Linked DNA regions of Mus musculus: regions 1 and 3 are each linked to region 2. Evidence: chromatin loops called from intact Hi-C (ENCODE). Cell type or tissue: heart. All regions are shown on one strand. Each heading gives the region's core, and the rest is flanking DNA. Links, peaks and the distances in the headings are about the cores only.

Region 1 (4,000 bases), core at 1-4,000, 380 kb after region 2:
GTGGCACTATTAGGATGGATGGCCTTATTGGAGTAGGTGTGCCACTGTGGTCTTGGGCTTTAAAACTCTCATCCTAGCTAGCTGGAAACCAGTCTTCTCCTAGTGGCCTTCAGATGAATATATAGAACTCTCAGCTCCTCCTGCACCATGCCTGCCTTGATGCTACCATAGTCCCACCTTGATGATAATGGACTGAACCTCTGAACCTGTAGCCAGCTCCAATGAAATGTTGTCCTTATGAGTTGCCTTGGTCATGGTGTCTCATCACAGCAGTAAAACCTTAACTAAGACAAGGTGTTTCTCTTAGCAACCTGGCCTTGAGCTTCCTTTTGTAATGTGTAGGAATATTCTTCATAATTGTGATGGTATCATTATTAAATTTATTAATGTGGGGGGAGATGAATATGCCATGACATAAGTGCAAGACAGGAAACAACTATTTGTCAGTTTGAGGGTCCAACTCGAGTTTTGAGGCTTGTTAGGCCAAGTGCCTTTACCTGCTAAGCCAGCTCACTGACCCTCTGATCCGTGTTTCTTGTTTATATAGTCAAAATGATGGTATTCATAGGGAACTGCCTTGACTGATAATTTCAAGGCTAGCTCTACTTCCCTTTTTGCCCTCTGCCTACCCACGCAGCTGAACAGTCACTGATCTTTCTAATTAATTAGCATATTCACTTACATCCCACTCACTTTCTCCCTCCCAGTCATCCCTCCTACAATCCTCCCCCTTATCCTTTTTCCCCTTCTCTGAGTAGGCAGAGCCCCTTGGGTATCCCTGTACCCTGGCACATTAAGTCTCTGCAGGTCTAGGTGCTTCCTCTCCTACTGAGGCCAGATAAGGCAGTCCAGTGAGTAGAACACATCCCACATACAGGCAACAGCTTTTGGGATAGCTACCGACTACAGTTGCTCAGGATCCACATGAAGACCAAACTGCACATCTGTGGAGGCCTAGGTCCTTCCTGAGTATGCTTATTGGTTAGTGGTTCAGTCTCTGAGAGACCCAAACGGTCCAGGTTAGTTGACTGTTATTTTTCTGTGGCGTTCCTATCCCTTTTGGGTCTGCAATCCTTCCTCCTGCTCTTACATGAGGGTCCCCAAGCTCCATCCACTGTTTGACTGGGGTTGTCTGCAGCTATCTGAGTCAGCTGCCTCAATGAAGACTCTCAGAGGATATCCATGCTAGACTCTTGTCTGCAAGCATAACAGAGTATCATTAATAGTGCCAGGGTTTGGTGCTTGCCCATCGGATGTAGCAGAGACTGAGGGAATGGCCAACTAACTGGTCACTGATCTATCTTTCATCTCTATTCCTCTGTTCAGCTATAGCACTTCTCTGAGAGCAGTGGTTCTAAACTTGTGGGTCAAGACCCTTCGGGGGAAATAAGTGACCCTTTGACATAGGTCACATATCAGATAATCTGCATCTCAGATATTTATGTGGCATTCACATCAGTAGCAAAATTACATTTATGAAGTAGCAACGAAAATAATTTTATGGCTAGGGTCACCACAACACAAAGGTGTTAAAAGATCGTAGCTTTAAGAAGGTTGAGAACAGGGGTTGGAGAGATGGCTCCGTGGTTAAGAGCACTGACCACTCTTCCGAAGGTCCTGAGTTCAAATCCTAGCAACCACATGGTGGCTCACAACCACCCGTAATGCGATCTGATGCCTTCTTCTGGGGTGTCTGAAAACAGCTACAGTGCACTTACATAAAATAAAAAACCTTAAAAACAAAAAGTTGAGAACCACTGTCTTAGAGGTTAAACGTAAACAGTGCACAGTGCTTGGGCTTGCACACTGCTACTATTATGTGAGAGGTATGTGGAATTGCATGTTTTCTTTAACATCCATTAAAAAAAGAGTAAGACTCCTCCTTTATTAGAGCACCAGTGCTGCTCTCTTTCCCATTGTGTGAAGATTTAGTTAATATATGAAGTGCTGAGAACAGTGCCTGCGGAGGTTAATCCCTCAGCCATTAGCCGGCCAGTAATGCCTCTCCGAGACAAAAGGAGCCCAGTATTTATGCTCCTGTCCAGTCCGGCCGTGAGCTGTCTGAACTCGGCACTGGGCTTTGTGTATCTCAGGCGGCAGAAATCAGTCAGTACAGGGTGTCCACGGGGACACAGGTGAACTTTGAGTGTTTCCCAAGAGAAACATAGAACACCCACCCTCTCTCCTTTTATAACTATTTCAGCTGAAGGATCGAATGTTTAATATGAATTTCTATTAAAAAACCAAATTCCTGATCTCAGAGTGTTTATTGTATTTTGACTGGTTATCACTGGCGCCCCCTGCAGGATTGATGAAGTATTTTCTTGGCCTGCCTCGGCTTGGCTGGGAAATCCTCTGAATGCTTTGTGATTTGGCAGCATACTGCAGCTCTGCAGTAGGAGGCCTGCAGAGAGCATTTTCTACCCGCCGTAAGGTTACCTGGGCATTCCAGGGTGGTGGAAAGGCATGTGATAAGGAAAAGAGGATATGCTAGGGATGGAGAAATGCTCTGTCTGGCCTACTTCGGAATCCCTTACCACTCTTTGGTGGTATCCTCTGATGCCAGGAGTTGAGCTTCTCTTCTTCAAAATGGTGGGCTGTCACAAAGCTTATTGGTGAGTACGAGCAGCAAGGCATCTGGAGAATCCACTGTAGTGTCTGTCCCACACTACACATGTTTAGTATCCGCTCCCGTCCAGTTTACAGGGTAACCCAAGCTCATCCCCACTGGCTCTGCTAAGGGTAAGGCTTTCTTTTGTTTAAGCATGTCCTTTGCTGCAGAGGGATTTTTTTTTTTTTTTTTTTTTTTTTTTTTTTTTTTGTCTTTCAGCCAGCAGGTGGCAACCAAATTAAAGCTAAAAGCTCATCTTATTTCAACATGGGTAAAAACATTGGCTTTTGCATGACGAAATGGCAGGTTGGACAGAGAGCATTTGGAACTGAAGGAGTGACACCAAGGGAGTGCTCTCCACGCTAGACCATGGGTGCCGAGGCTGGCTTTCCTGGGCCTCCCTTTGATTTCGGTTTCTGTATATCCGAGATCCTGAAGGATCCTGCTTCTTACGACACTGTACTGTAAGTAAAATGACTCGCATGGGGAGTGAGTCCTAAGTTGACATGACAGGCTCCCTGGACAGATCAATGCTGTTTGTGGGTTTGCATATTTTGAGGTTTTAATTTATCAAACGGCGAAAATGTCACTGCTATCCTGAGTATTGCCACCATGAAAACACACACAGCATAGTTCATGGCACACAGCGCATACATGATTGAGCTGCACAGATTAAATGACTTATGCTATGCTTATAGACACATGTCCGGTGGATCATGGGATCACATGTAGTCTGACTAACCCTTTCCTCATTGGATGAGGACGTGGAGACCTAGAATGGTTAATTTCTATAAAGTTACAGAGATTAATAATAATAATAATGATTATTATTATTATTATTGATTACAAATTGTGGAAAGCACAATTCCCAAAGCCAATAGTTTTAATTTTCCCCCCAATACCCCAGGGTTCCTCATTATTTCTCACTGGTGTTTGATGGTACTGAGCCTGGCTTGCCATTGAGGGCTAACTGCCCTGTTTTTAAAGACTGGCCAGGATGGGCAGTGTGGTACCACCATAATGGCTGTATTCAGAAGTGTCCCGAGTCACCATCACATGATACGTGCTGCTAGCTAAGGTCCCTTGAGATAAAGTCAGTCCTGAACAGAAAAGATAACCCCTAATACTAGTTTTCTCTCTCAATGCCAGTCAGCCCTGGCTACGTGTCTCTCCATTAGAAGACGATTCCCACTGACTATTGTACCAGTGCCGTGTGATTATCTGATTGGCCAGTAGATACGTCTATTGCTGTATTCTAGGGAAAAGAACCAACACCATGAACTTGCTTACTAGCTGATCTGAAGGTTTGCTAGGGATTTGCCAAGTCCTCTAAAGGAGTAGCCAGAAAGGCAAACATTTCCTTTGTTTAGCTTGCTGCTTACCACTCTT
Region 2 (8,612 bases), core at 2,059-6,058:
CAACCATCTGTAATTCCAGTCCTAGGGGATCCAACAGCTTCTTCTGACTTTGGAAGGAACCAAGCACAAATATGCACAGACATACATGCAGGCAAAGTATGTACACATTTAAATTAGTAATAAATCTAAAAACAAACATACAAACAAACAAACAAAAAAAAAAAAAAAAAAAGGAAGAGAAGGAAAAGACAGACAAAGCAGGCTTGATGGCATACAGCTTCAATCCCAGTGCCCTGAAGCAAATGTGGGAGGATTTCCGTGAGTTCCAGGTCAGCCTGGTCTACATAGAGTTCCAGGCTAGAGGTACCAATCTGAGATCCTGTCTCAAAAAGAAGAAGGGGAGGATGGGGAAGAGTAGAAGGAAGAGGGAAGGAAGGAAGGAAGGAAGGAAGGAAGGAAGGAAGGAAGGAAGGAAGGAAGGAAGGGAGGGACACTGCTAGAAATCTTTGACAAGTATATTCTGTCCTGCACTTCACAAACCTGGCCACACCGGGAGGGTAAACTGGCCATCACCTACTTGAATACCTCTTCACAATTCCCAAAATCTTAGTTTGAAACTTCCTTCCACAAAGAGCAAATGTCAGTATTTCCATTTTTTCAGAAGGGGAAATCCAGGTGAAGGTGACCCAGTAAGTCATACAAGATGATAGACTGCAGGCTTCACTTATCTGATTCCGGGTCCATGGGCACGGTGTCTCTTCCAGTAAAGACTCACAAGTGCTGTCTGGAATTCAGCACACAGAAACTACACTGGCCACCCCGCTCTCCCCAGGCCCATGCTCTTATTTGCATGGGCTTATAGCTGCTTCTGCCCACTGTCTCTGCAGCACCATCCACACACTGACAAAAACTAAATCTATGAATTCTACCGGCTGCTCTACTTAAGACAATCCACAAACAGAAGTGACAATAAACTAGTGTTCACAATCACTTTTACTCTGGCCATCATTCAGTTTCATTTGTAATCCACCTGACTCGAAGAAGATAATTAGTTCTGCTCAGAAAACCGAGTCCAGAGAGATTGTTCAGAGGGTAAAGGTACCTGACAAGCTGACTTCAACCCCCAGGACCCATATAAAGATGGAAAGGAAGAAGTAACTCCAAAGATGTTTTCTAACTGTCATGCATGTAATATGGTGTGCCACTTTTACAACCTCTCTGCTCTCTGTCTGTCTGTCTGTCTGTCTGTCTTTCTCTTTACACACACACACACACAGAAATACTAACAATAAAATTTAAAAGGAAAGTTAACTTCATTCCTTTTTGTTTCTGCCAAATAAGAATTAGCAAACTCTTTAAATCTCAAGACAGAGGGGGCAGGAAAGTCAGTGGAAAAGAAGAAAGGAAGACTAACGGGTTGAACCAGCATAAGGAACAGAAAGCACTATGTAGATATTCTATCCCAGCAGTTGGCTTCCCTCATCAGCGACTGGCCTTGATCCTAAAGGAAGGTCCTGGATTATTTGTTGGGAGTAAACCAGTACCCTCCAGGATAACCAAAAAGAACTTATTAGACAACATTTCTATATTCCCATAGAAATGTTTTCAAAAATTCCTAAGTCTATGCTACATCCCTAAGACATGGTCTCTGGCAGAAGAAGGGCTTCTTCATAGGAGTCACTTAAATGTTAATTACATGTTAATTAACCCCCCCCCCCCCAAACTGTCATAAATTTTAGCTACAAAATTGTAGCTCAGGCTGCAAAGGCATTTAAAGCTCCTGTCTCTTCCCTACCATTGTATATCCACCTATAGAAGGTATTAATTGATTCACTACTGCTTTGTTCTGGATTCCCCACTTTTTCAATCGATCAATCAATTGTTTTCAGTAGAAAAAAAAAAAAAAAAAGGAACTGAACCGCCAGTAAGAATTCAGTAATGAGCCGGGCGTGGTGGTGCATGCCTTTAATCCCAGCACTCGGGAGGCAGAGGCAGGCGGATTGCTGAGTTTGAGGCCAGCCTGGTCTACAAAGTGGGTTCCAGGACAGCCATGGCTACACACACACACACACACACACACACACACAAAACCAAAAACAAAAAAAAGAATACAGTAATGGTTGAGTGGTAGTGGCACACACCTTTAATCCCAGAATGCCTGAGGCAGAGGTGGGTGCATCTCTGTGAGTTGGAGGCCAACTTGGCCTACAGGGAGAGTTTTAGGACAACCAGGACTACACAGAGAAACCCTTCATTACCCGTCTCCTCCCCCAAAATCTAGTAACAAGGAACTGGGAGAAGGCAAAGTCAATAAAGAGACAGCCAAGAAAGCACAAAGACCCGAGTTCAGATTCCCCAGCACTTCCCTAAATCCCTAAATCCCGGAGCGCTCTCCTCTGTAACCTGAGCACTGGAGGGAGGGCCTGCAGCTCACTGGCCAGCCAGTCTAGCCAATCAGTGAGCCAGGTTTGGAGAGAGGGAGGGGGGAAAAAAGGATGACTGGGAGCAGAGCAGGAAAGCTTGTAACTGTAACAACTCAAGCTGGTCTCTGGCCTCCCATGCAACCATACCAAAGGCACACATACGCTACGGGACACTCCTTTTTGCCCAATGCTTCTTTCACCTTTTCAAGCACGCCTACTGTCTACTTGTTCAAACATTCAAAGCAGTTCCCACAAACTTAAGTTTTGTTGTTGTTTTCCTTTCTACTAACCCTGTCACACACTCTCTTTAATTTCCAGCTGCACTGGAAACCAAGTGTCCAGTGAAAGACATCTGTCTGGTGACCTTCAGAACTGCTGTGTACCCCCAAGACTTCTTTTAAGGATCTAGCATTGATTATATTGGAGGAAAAGGAAAACAAACAAACAAACAAACAAACACCCTCAAAGCACTCTCATAAAGCCCTCGCATCCATAATATACAATTCAAACTCAACACCCATCACACCACACTGCACTGTGTATTCAAATTAACTAGGTACATGTAAGGTGAAATTAATTTTAATCACTCACATCATTCCCGTACTCTAAACCACATAATAAAAATTCCCATTGTAAATAAGACTGTTACCCAAGCACCAGGAGGGAAATACAAATTCAACTCCAGCCTGAGCTACATAGATGGATGGACCCTGTCTCTTTCACTGTGACGGACAGGTGGTAATTACAAGAATGATTCTATACAACCTTAATCCCTCCTGTTTTTATCCTTAAAATTCAATGTTTTTTTTTTAAATACAGAATACACACTGGGAAATAGTTATGTAACCCATGCATATATAAAGTGGTTTAAATCGTAAATTATACAAAGTATACTGAAATAAATGTTTTTACTCAGTGAATCAAAATTACACCGTTACGAGAAGATACTATGTATTTTATGAGTATATATTATGTAAGTTTATACGTAAATTGTTGAATAATTTGTTAGCCTGAGATTATATGCATCAGAGACACATACAAAATGATCAGTTCATATAAAAGCTAATTTCAGGTTTGTTTTTTTTTCAGTTTTTTGCAAAGTGCTAAGCACAGGTTTCATTTTGACTTTTCCTTAACATTCCGAATTAAGCTACCTGCTATGAGTCGTAAGAGGGGAAATAAAAAAAAAAAAAAACGGAGGTACAGATGATGGTAAACAGAAGACAAACTTTCTTATCTAGGGAGTGTCAATCTCAAATCTCAGAATAAAAAGCTTTGGTTTTCTTACTGTATGCAAGAAAGGATGGAAATCACAGGGTCCGCAAGCTTAGACGTCATTGTTCTCTGATTTACAAAACTTCTATTTCGGACTAGCATCCTTTCTCACATCTGGCTGCAACTCAGGTCTTCTAATTACTTCCACGTCTAAACGGACTGCATGTAGCTACAAGTAAAGGCCAAACTTTGGTCTTGTCTCTCGAACTTAAGATGCGTTTAACCACTAGAGGTCCCCCCTTGGCCAGTTTTGCAGGCTCACTATTTTGCTGCACTTGAAACTTTCCGGCTCTCTACTCGAGTCAGTGTTTTTCTAAAAACTTGCGCAAAAATCCACGCAACCGAGGTAGCCAGTACAGAGCTTCCCGGGCTCCCCACACCAATAAAGGCATCATAACCAACCACCTACGAAAATTGAAATGAAAATTCAACTCACTCATCCCAGGCGACGCACCTCCCCCCCCCCCCCACACACACACACACTCAAACCGGTTTCTTATTTCTCGTCTCAGTTTCCCTTAACTTAGAACAATTCTTTAACATCTATTTTTGTTCCTGGGCACTTTGGATGATCTTAAATGCATGCTTTTGGCGGTAGCCCCAAGGTGGCAAAGGAGCGGGCCAAGGGATGCAGAAGGCGGGGGGGATGGGCCCAGCAAACTGCGCCCGAGAAAGTTGCATAAGGAAAGAGACTCCGTTTTTCGGGTCCCCCCCCCCTAAAAAAACAAAAAAAAGAAGAAAAATAAATCAGCGGGGAAAGGAGAGGAAAAGGAAGCTGGGCGGTGGCTGCAGGAGGACAGAGAAGGAAAAACCAAAGCGAGTTTACCTTCGTGTCCCCGTGGAAGGGTGGGGCAAGAGCCCTGACCCACGCGACCCGGCAGTGCGGCTGGATCTCCCACCCGTTTGGTCGGAGCGCGGACGGACAGACAGACACCACGGCCGGACGCGAAGAAAGCCGCCACGCTGGTCAACTTTCTCTCACGGCCCCGCGGTGGGCCGTGATCGGATCAGATCCGATCGTGAGGTTCGGGTCCTAGAAACCCCCACACACATGCACTTTTTTGCCTTTTGGATTTTTTTTTCCTTTTCTCTTTTTCCCTTTTTCTATTCTCCCAAGAAGGCGATTAAAGTTTTCCCTCCGCCAGTGCGCCCCTGGCCCCGCCGCTCTCAAGTTTGCCTCCTCCTCCGGCCGGCGGCTGGCTGGCTGGCGGGGCGCGCGGCGGATGCCTCCGCTCCTGCGCTTCCCGATCCCCACCCCCGCCGGCCTCTACTTCCCCCGCCCCGCCGCCGCTGCGCGAGGCCGGCCCCGCCGGGCCCAGGACGCGAGCGTGGACCAGACAGTAGCCCATGAGCGCAGATCGGCGCACGCACGGGTGGCGAGGCGGACCCCGGCCGCCGGCCTCGGCCACCCGGGGCGGCGGTAAACAAGTTGCAGGCTCCACGGCCCCCGCCGCAGCCCGCCACCGCCTCGCCTCGCCTCGCTCGCACGCCCGCGCCCGCACCGGCGGCGCTGCGCGGAGAAGATCGCCGCGACGGTGCGGGTGCCCGGCCCGGCCCCGCGTCCTCCACCCCGCGGGGACGGCAGTGTCGAGCCCGCGCCGCCGCGTTCCCTAAAAGCACTTTCCTGCTTCCAGCAGGAGGAAAAAAAAAAAAAAAATCCAGCGGAGGCTTTATTTCTTTCTTCTTCTTCTTCTTCTTTTTTTTTTTCCGTGCAACTTTCCCAAAATGGCGGAAATTGGAGGCGATCTCTAGGAAATTCTCCCACAGTCGGCGGCGGGGAGCGGGGAGGTGGCGAGCGGGGAGAGCACACACGCAAACTCTCGGCCGCCGGCCCCGCCGCGGCTCGGGTGTGCGTGCGGGTGCGGGTGCGTGTGCGCGGTGCGAGTCGCGGAGGGAGGCCTCTCGGCGCGCGCTCACACTCACACCGACACACACTCACCGACACATACACAGACACACACAGCCACAGAGACACACACTCACACACACATACACACACACACACATACACACTCACACACATACACACACACACACACACACACACACACACACACACACGGCCGCGCCAGCGAGACGCGCCTCTGCCACATTCAACCAGTCGGTTCTCCGCAGCCGAGCTGGCTGGCGAGCAAAGTGGCCCGGCCTCTTTTCCCACTGCCTCGGTCTCCCGTACTTGGACTTGTCGCGCTCGCCCGCCCGCCCGCTCGCTCGCCCGCCCGCCCGCTCGCTCACCCGGTGCGCGCTCGGCACAAAGGCCACACGGGCGGAGGGGGCCGCAGGGGCGGCGCGCCGGGGCTCGCGTCCTCCCGCCGCCGCACCGATCGTGCCCGCGGTCCCCTCCCGAAGCCGCCCCCTCCCCCCCTTAGGCTCAGGCCGACCGCGCTCGGCGCCCCCGGGGAGGCTGCGGCTCCGCCGCGTTTCCCCCCCACCGCCGCCCCGGACTCGCAGCCCCGCGGTGCCGCGCTCCCCCCCCCCCCCCCAGCGCCGCCACCCAGCACCCGGTGTCAAAAAAGCGACCAAAGTGACAAGCTCCGGGCGGGGGGAGGGGGCCCACACGCATCCCGCTGCCTGCGCGCGGGCGACGGCCGAACGCGGCCGCCTTGGCCCGCTCCCTTCCGCACGGCCCCCCACACCCTTCCCCGTGTGCGCGCAAAGGAGGAAAAAATACAAGTCTCTCCTCCCCCCATTTTTTCCTTTCTCTTTTCTCGCTCTTTTGTTCCTCTTTCGCACTCGCACTCACTACTTCAGAGTGAGATGCCCACAGACTCCCCCTCCAGCCGCTTCCGAGTCACTTGCCCACTTTTTTTCCCCGGGATTAAGTTTTCTCCTCTTTCCCAGAGGCGCAGAGAAGTGGGGGAGAAACCCCTTCTTTCCTTCCCCTCCCCTGATCTCTTTCCCAAGACGAGGGTGCGCTTCCTTCCCTCTCTAGGTCTCAGAACTTTCATCCTCACCCAGAAAAAAATCAATGAATGGCTCTGGCGCAGGCTGATCTGCAGATTAATTAGAGATTAGATCTGATCAAGCGCTCCTTACCCCCAAATTTTCTCTCTTTTTTTTTTCTCCGTCTCACGAGTAGTCCTGACAAATGGTCCAGGGCTGCGGGCGCAGTGCGCATGTGCGCGTAGAGTCAGGGCTGGGGAGAGGGGAAACTGCGCTGGTGCCGGTGCCGCCGCCGCCGCCGCTGCCGAGGAGGCTCGCACTGCCTTCCCTCTGACTGCTGCTGCGCCTTCGCCGCTGGAAAGCCGCGATTGAGCGGCTCGGCCGCCTCGGCCGCCCGCACACAACTGCTTCAGGTGCATCTCTCCGCGATCCTTGTCGCTGCTCCGAGCTGCTTCAAAGAACGGCCCAAACAAATGTGAAAGACCGAGAAGGTTATAGATTTCTTTGTCTGCTTTTGCACTTTACTTTTTTTCTACAGCAATTTGCAGAGCAGCGAATCCACCATGTGCTGCTTAAACGTGTGCATTCAGCCATTAAAGAGTGGGCCCTGGACTTACACCACTGCTACCAGGGGCTAGATCCATGCCACAGGTCAAGAATAAAATGGGAAATAAAGTTCTTCGCTTGTACAGAGTTTCATTTGCCCTTTTCGGGACTGGAAGAATGCATAATAAAGTCTGAAACTTGCGCGTTCTTTCCGCATCCTAAATGAGATTTGTATTGACAGCTTCTGTGGGTTAGGCCTCTGTTGTAAGGGATGCTGGGAGTTCTACCTCAACTTAGAAATCCCTGGTAGAGTGCCTAGGCAATAAGAGAGGACTGCCCGCTTAATGTACTCAGTCAAGATGGCTGAGCTGCTTAAATAGCAAACCCTGCCTTTGTCAGTTCGTCAAATCTGAATCAAGCCATTATTGTATTTGATATTGGCAGTTTTCTGTTTACGGACTGCAAGCTGACTTCGGGGGAGTTTACAGTTCCTCTTTTCTACAAGGTTCAGGGGAGGGAGGGGGCAGACAAGATAATTCAAAGTAATTAAACTTGTGATAAATACTTCAGGCCAACAGGAGAGTTTGCTGTGAAAGGAAAAAAGCACTAACGCAAGCCCTGCACTTCTTCGAAAGGGAAAGCAGTGGGGAAGTAAAGGAGGATCCGCCCCCAGCCTGGACTGTTTGCTTTGCATCTAATAAAGGGTACAGGGGCCTTTCCCTGCTACTGTTGCCTGAGGCCTAGGACTTAAATATATATCACAGATGGAAATTCCATATTAAAAAGCCTTCCTCCAAAATGTAAGATTATTCTTGATTAAAATTTTTTTTTCACTTAAGGAATGGTCCTTGCACTAGTTTCAGAAAATAGACTCTTAAATTCTCTCTTCAGGCCCGTGAAATTGCCGCAGAGAAGCAGACCATCTATTGCTTCCATTACTGTAGAGGCCAGCTCTCAAACCCCAAATCGAGGCATGTGACTTGCCATGTGTTTCAGAACTCAGGTGCTAACTCACAGTGCAGTTTAGATGAGTTCATAAAATAAGCTTCGTGCATTGGGCAGCAAGCAGCTTAGGGGTGTGCAACAGAGAAGGTCCAGTTAGTGAGAGCTCAGATAAGCTCAGACCACCACCTCAGGACTGATTTCACGCATTATGTTTAACCTGCTTCCGGGTTGTGCCAGGACGACTTCATTAGCAGACAGTAATTTCAGCTTCCGGCCTTTTCTCCCCAACTCTTGAATAACAAAATGTGAAATGTCCAAAGGCAGGCTACAGGAGAAAGAAAGAGAGGCCACGAGTTTTGTTTTAACCTAAGACCCTGCCCTAAGAAAATCAAAATTAACTTCAAATTCTTCTTTCTAAAAAAATCTCTCAGTCATTTACTAGATATTTTAGGTGAGATTTCTATTGTGTTTGTGTTTTCATAGACATTAATTCATAATTTTAAAAATTATGTTTTTTTTGGGTTGTTTCTCTTTGGTTTTTGGTATAGGATCTTATACTGCAACCAAGATTGGCCTGAGATTCACAACAGTCCTTCCAAC
Region 3 (4,000 bases), core at 1-4,000, 620 kb after region 2:
CTAACACTAGGAATTTTACACATAATTGATGAGACTTGATTAAATGTGAATATTCAGCAGCTCTTGTGCCGTGTTGCAGAATAATACATACCGATTTTTAACTTTGGTGTCATCAAAAGCAATTGCAATGTGGCTGTTTCTGGAAAGCCCAAACTGCTTGCTCCCTGTCAGAAGAGCTGGTTCTGATTCTGCAACACAAGGGCCCTGAGAAATACCAAGGACAGGAGATGAGATCATGGCCAGATACACGGACAATGTTGCTGTTGGAGTGTATTTAATGTATTCCCTTCCTGACCTTGAACAATGCAGAATTCCCTAACACTAAAACCCACCTCTTATTTATTTCTGTAATATTCAGGACAGGTACTTATGAAATGCTCAGTGAATTCAAACTAGTTTTCCTTAGTAATGCCTTGGGATTGCTAAAGGAATGTGTTAAAAAATGTATGGATACATTTATATTTTCCTTACTCTCTAGGGAAAACATTGCTTATATTTCTGGGGAAGCTGCAATTCCTTTTCCACATTTATTTCACCAATGAGGGGTTTTCTTTTTAGAAGATGGACCAGGGAGAACTATGGGCTAGCTACTTGGATTATAAGAATAGAAAAATGTGTTCCCCCTCATCTCCCCATTTCCATTTCCCACTATAGTATTTTTCCTTGGAAATTATCAGCCCACTAGAAGGTTGCTGTAAATTCAGAATTTCAAGATGGCAACCTGCAAGTCAGCCCACTCAGGGCCTTAGCTAGTTGCTAGGCAACCTGCACGTGTGGGCTTTTTTTTTTTTTTTTTTTTTTTTTTTTTAATGCAACCCACCATACACCATTTCCCCTGCTGCTGTTCAAAGATCAGCTTCCTAGGGTGCTTGAGCGAGACAGCTAGGTACACAGATGTGCAGTCACTTGCTCTAATGCTATGCTGTCACCACCTGGAAATTCATAATAATGTTTGATGAAGTGGCCCTGCATTTTCCCTTTGCACATGGCCTCACCAATCACATAACCAGTCCTGGCGACTTGGATTATAATGCATGGCTCAGGAAATAAGGTTTTTCAAATGACAAAGCCGCAAGCCTTCTCCACACTCTCTGTTTTCACAGGCTAGCTTGATGTACAGGTGGCTGATGAAGTTGTTTAGAGCCTGGGGTGTGTGAGAATTCATAACAATAACATGCACCCTTGCACGAACTCATCAGCTTTTCAGATCTGAGTTTAATGGCTTCGGGAGGGAGGCAGACCCAGCCAGTGCTGACTAGGTAGGTCCTCTCAAACAGCCTAGGGCAAGCTTTTGTGAGGAGTGTTCTCCAACAGAGTACCTCAGACATGACTTATCAGCACTCGGGACATCTTTATGTGAGAAAAAGCCTCATTCTCTCTTCTCTTGAGCTTGGTCAAAAGCGACCTATATTATGCCACAGCAGGCAAAAGGGCTTAAAAGTGTTTCAGGAAAGCTATAAAATTGGTCTTTATGGAGGTAGTTACTTTTTTGCCTCCCAGGAGATGGTCATTTATAAAAAGAAGACTGGCTGAAATTCATACATCTATGTAAAAGCCCAGTGGGCAGGGCAGGATAATCTATTCACAACACACAGCAATGCCTTTGCTATTACATGGCCAACAAAAGAAGCTCAAATGGTGACTTAATGTCCTGGCCCGAAAAGGCTATTAATAGAGCAAGAATCATTCTTGCAAATACTGTAGTATGCAGCCTTCCTTAGAATTCTCCAAGAGGATTCCATATGTTGTGAGTTCTTGTGGACAGAATTTCACCAAAACATCTCTAAATGTTTACCTCTGAAAACAGACACTAATAACATCAATGGATGCCATGGACTTACGGAACAATAATGTGCAGGCTGAAGAAATCTACCTGTGGGTAATGTTGCTGTTAGTGCTGCCACAGTCACTTGGTCATTCACCAAATAATATGCTAAGATAATATGCTAATATAAGCCATATTTTAATATGGCTACTAGAATGGACAGATGGCAGTTGTGAATAACGGGCGTTTTATTGGCGCTGTATTGTGGAATGTCATGTGACATTCCACAATACAGCGCCAACATGACTGTTGGTAAGCTGGAGAGTTATTGAACAGAGCCACAGCTGAGCAGCAGTCCCCCACACCTTGAACATATTATCAGATTTTCTAGACAGTCATTTCATAAACACATTCAGTTGGAGGAGAGAGGATTTAGCATAGGTCCTTCGACTCCTATGTCATTATATAGCATACTCATATACACAAGAGGAACATGGTGTAAGGGATACGCGTCACTTCTAGGCCCAAGGACATGCTTTTCCTATGTTTTGGAAACAATAATCTCTGAAAAATGCTAAAACAGCAATAACAGCAGCAATAATAGTAATTAAAAAAAAAAAACACCCAGCCTCAATCAATCTCAACATGTTACACTTCCGCCATCTGGTGGTGATGCTTCATAATACATGTAGCACACAGGGGAAAGGGGATAAAGGACAGGATGGCTTGTTTCTGCTTTGCAGGTGACAATTCTGAGGCACACAGGGATATGGGGAGCCTACTAGAGTAGTGTATTTGTCACTGAAGTAGCTGGAAAGGAAGCCATGCTCCTTGCAGTCACAGTCACAAGGAGAGGGGTCAGTTGTCCTAGCAAACCTTCCCACTCTGTTAAAAGTTCAGGTCAGTGGTCATTTCTAATTCCGGTGCAGTGCTGACACTTGTAAATTCATTAACAAATTCAAAGCAATGTATGATTTCTTGGTAAGTGGACTTTGAGTTTAGATAGCTGTAGAGCAGAGATTCCAACGGCATTTATCAAAACGAGCAGCAAGTGATGAGTCATGCTAAAAATTGTGTAATTTCCTTCCTTCATGAGTCAATGATCCCGTTAATAAGTGTGGGCTAAAGTCCCATCTGATGCTTTCCTTCGGTGATCTTTGTGGGTGAATACTAAATAGGTACTTTTTCAGCACTGACTTTGATGTCCTGATGCATACAATGCCTGCTGCTGTTCACTGAATCATGTGAACTCCTTGGATGTGAGCTCCTTGGTGGAACTGGTCATTTACAGGGATTTGTCATAAGACGGCCCCACCTGGGGTGTGGAGAATATGTTTTCCCTTTCAATACATGTCAGTGCCCAAGGCTGACTTATCCTATGGCTTCGACTATCTATAGCTTTTAGCATACTGGCACTCCCGTTGCTGCAGGAACCATTCTCTCTTGCTTTGCTTTTTTTTTTTCTTCTCAGCTCACATCTCTTCAATTTTCTAAGAACCTTATCTGAACTCTTCATTTCTACCAGAATCTGAAAGTGCCACATTCAACTTTCCAGCAAGATTCACATAAAAGAAATGCAACCAACTTGTCGTATGCCAATCCCTGTGGACTGTGCTTATCAAAAAAAGGCTTGGAGTCAATGCTGCAGCCACTCATCCCATGTGAACATATTGATGCATTTCTGCATTGATAAGCCCAGATGCTTATCAACTCCATCCCCATCATTGTAGATGAGTAATATCCACAAACATAATAAGCAGGGATGTCTTTCTCCCCAGATAGTAATGGGCTAAATAATCAGGGAGATAGTACAAGGGACTACTAGACTCCAGTTCTGTGAGATAAGATAACATGGAGAAAATACAGTCTAATCTAGGATGGTAGACCACATATAACCACAGAATTGACATATCCATTTCACAGGCCTTTTCCCAGGATACTCTTCAATTAGCCTGAAGCATAGTGAATGCTTTCTTTACATTATAAGCTGCTGGCAAAGTTAGGGGTGAAGAGTGTGAGGAAGGAACAAGTGGGCAAGAAAGACAACTCCTGTCAGTCAGGAAATATGGGGCTTGTAGGTAGAAGTTACCATCACCAAGATGAACCTGTGATGATTTTAAAAATTCCAACTTGAAATGTTGAAAACAAGATCTAAGAAGCATTTCATGCCTGAGTTTGAAATTGCTTACAAAGAGAACACATTTCAGTATCTGCCCCCTCCCCCGCCCCCAGTAC

Evidence for each region. Peaks named below come from ENCODE experiments on the same cell type or tissue, not always from the same donor. Only the 100,000 strongest peaks of a DNase experiment are listed, where the experiment ranks them.
Region 1: it touches region 2 in a loop (8-fold over the local background); 16 of 42 quality-filtered maps call a loop at or near these places.
Region 3: a loop joins it to region 2, with 8 times the contacts of the local background. A loop is called at or near these places in 14 of 42 quality-filtered maps.

Annotation. Positions count from the first base shown.
Region 1 is chr10:26,750,428-26,754,427 of GRCm38, forward strand. No RefSeq gene overlaps it. Among named protein-coding and RNA genes, the nearest start is that of Arhgap18, 20 kb to the right of the region's middle. In heart, for the core only: CTCF peaks have their summits at 2,294 (motif pointing left) and 2,868 (motif pointing right); a DNase peak (open chromatin) is centred at 2,374.
Region 2 is chr10:26,369,237-26,377,848 of GRCm38, forward strand. L3mbtl3 (L3MBTL3 histone methyl-lysine binding protein) reads right to left here and starts at 4,836. Exons shown (of 22, transcript NM_001359254.1): 1 at 4,465-4,836. In heart, for the core only: a CTCF peak has its summit at 3,862 (motif pointing right); DNase peaks (open chromatin) are centred at 3,885, 4,945 and 5,695; H3K4me3 peaks cover 2,494 bases; H3K27ac peaks cover 2,244 bases.
Region 3 is chr10:26,993,312-26,997,311 of GRCm38, forward strand. Lama2 (laminin, alpha 2) reads right to left here. Exons shown (of 65, transcript NM_008481.2): 59 at 92-204. Among named protein-coding and RNA genes, the nearest start is that of Gm40618, 13 kb to the left of the region's middle. In heart, for the core only: a CTCF peak has its summit at 2,449 (motif pointing left); no DNase peak of the experiment used is centred there.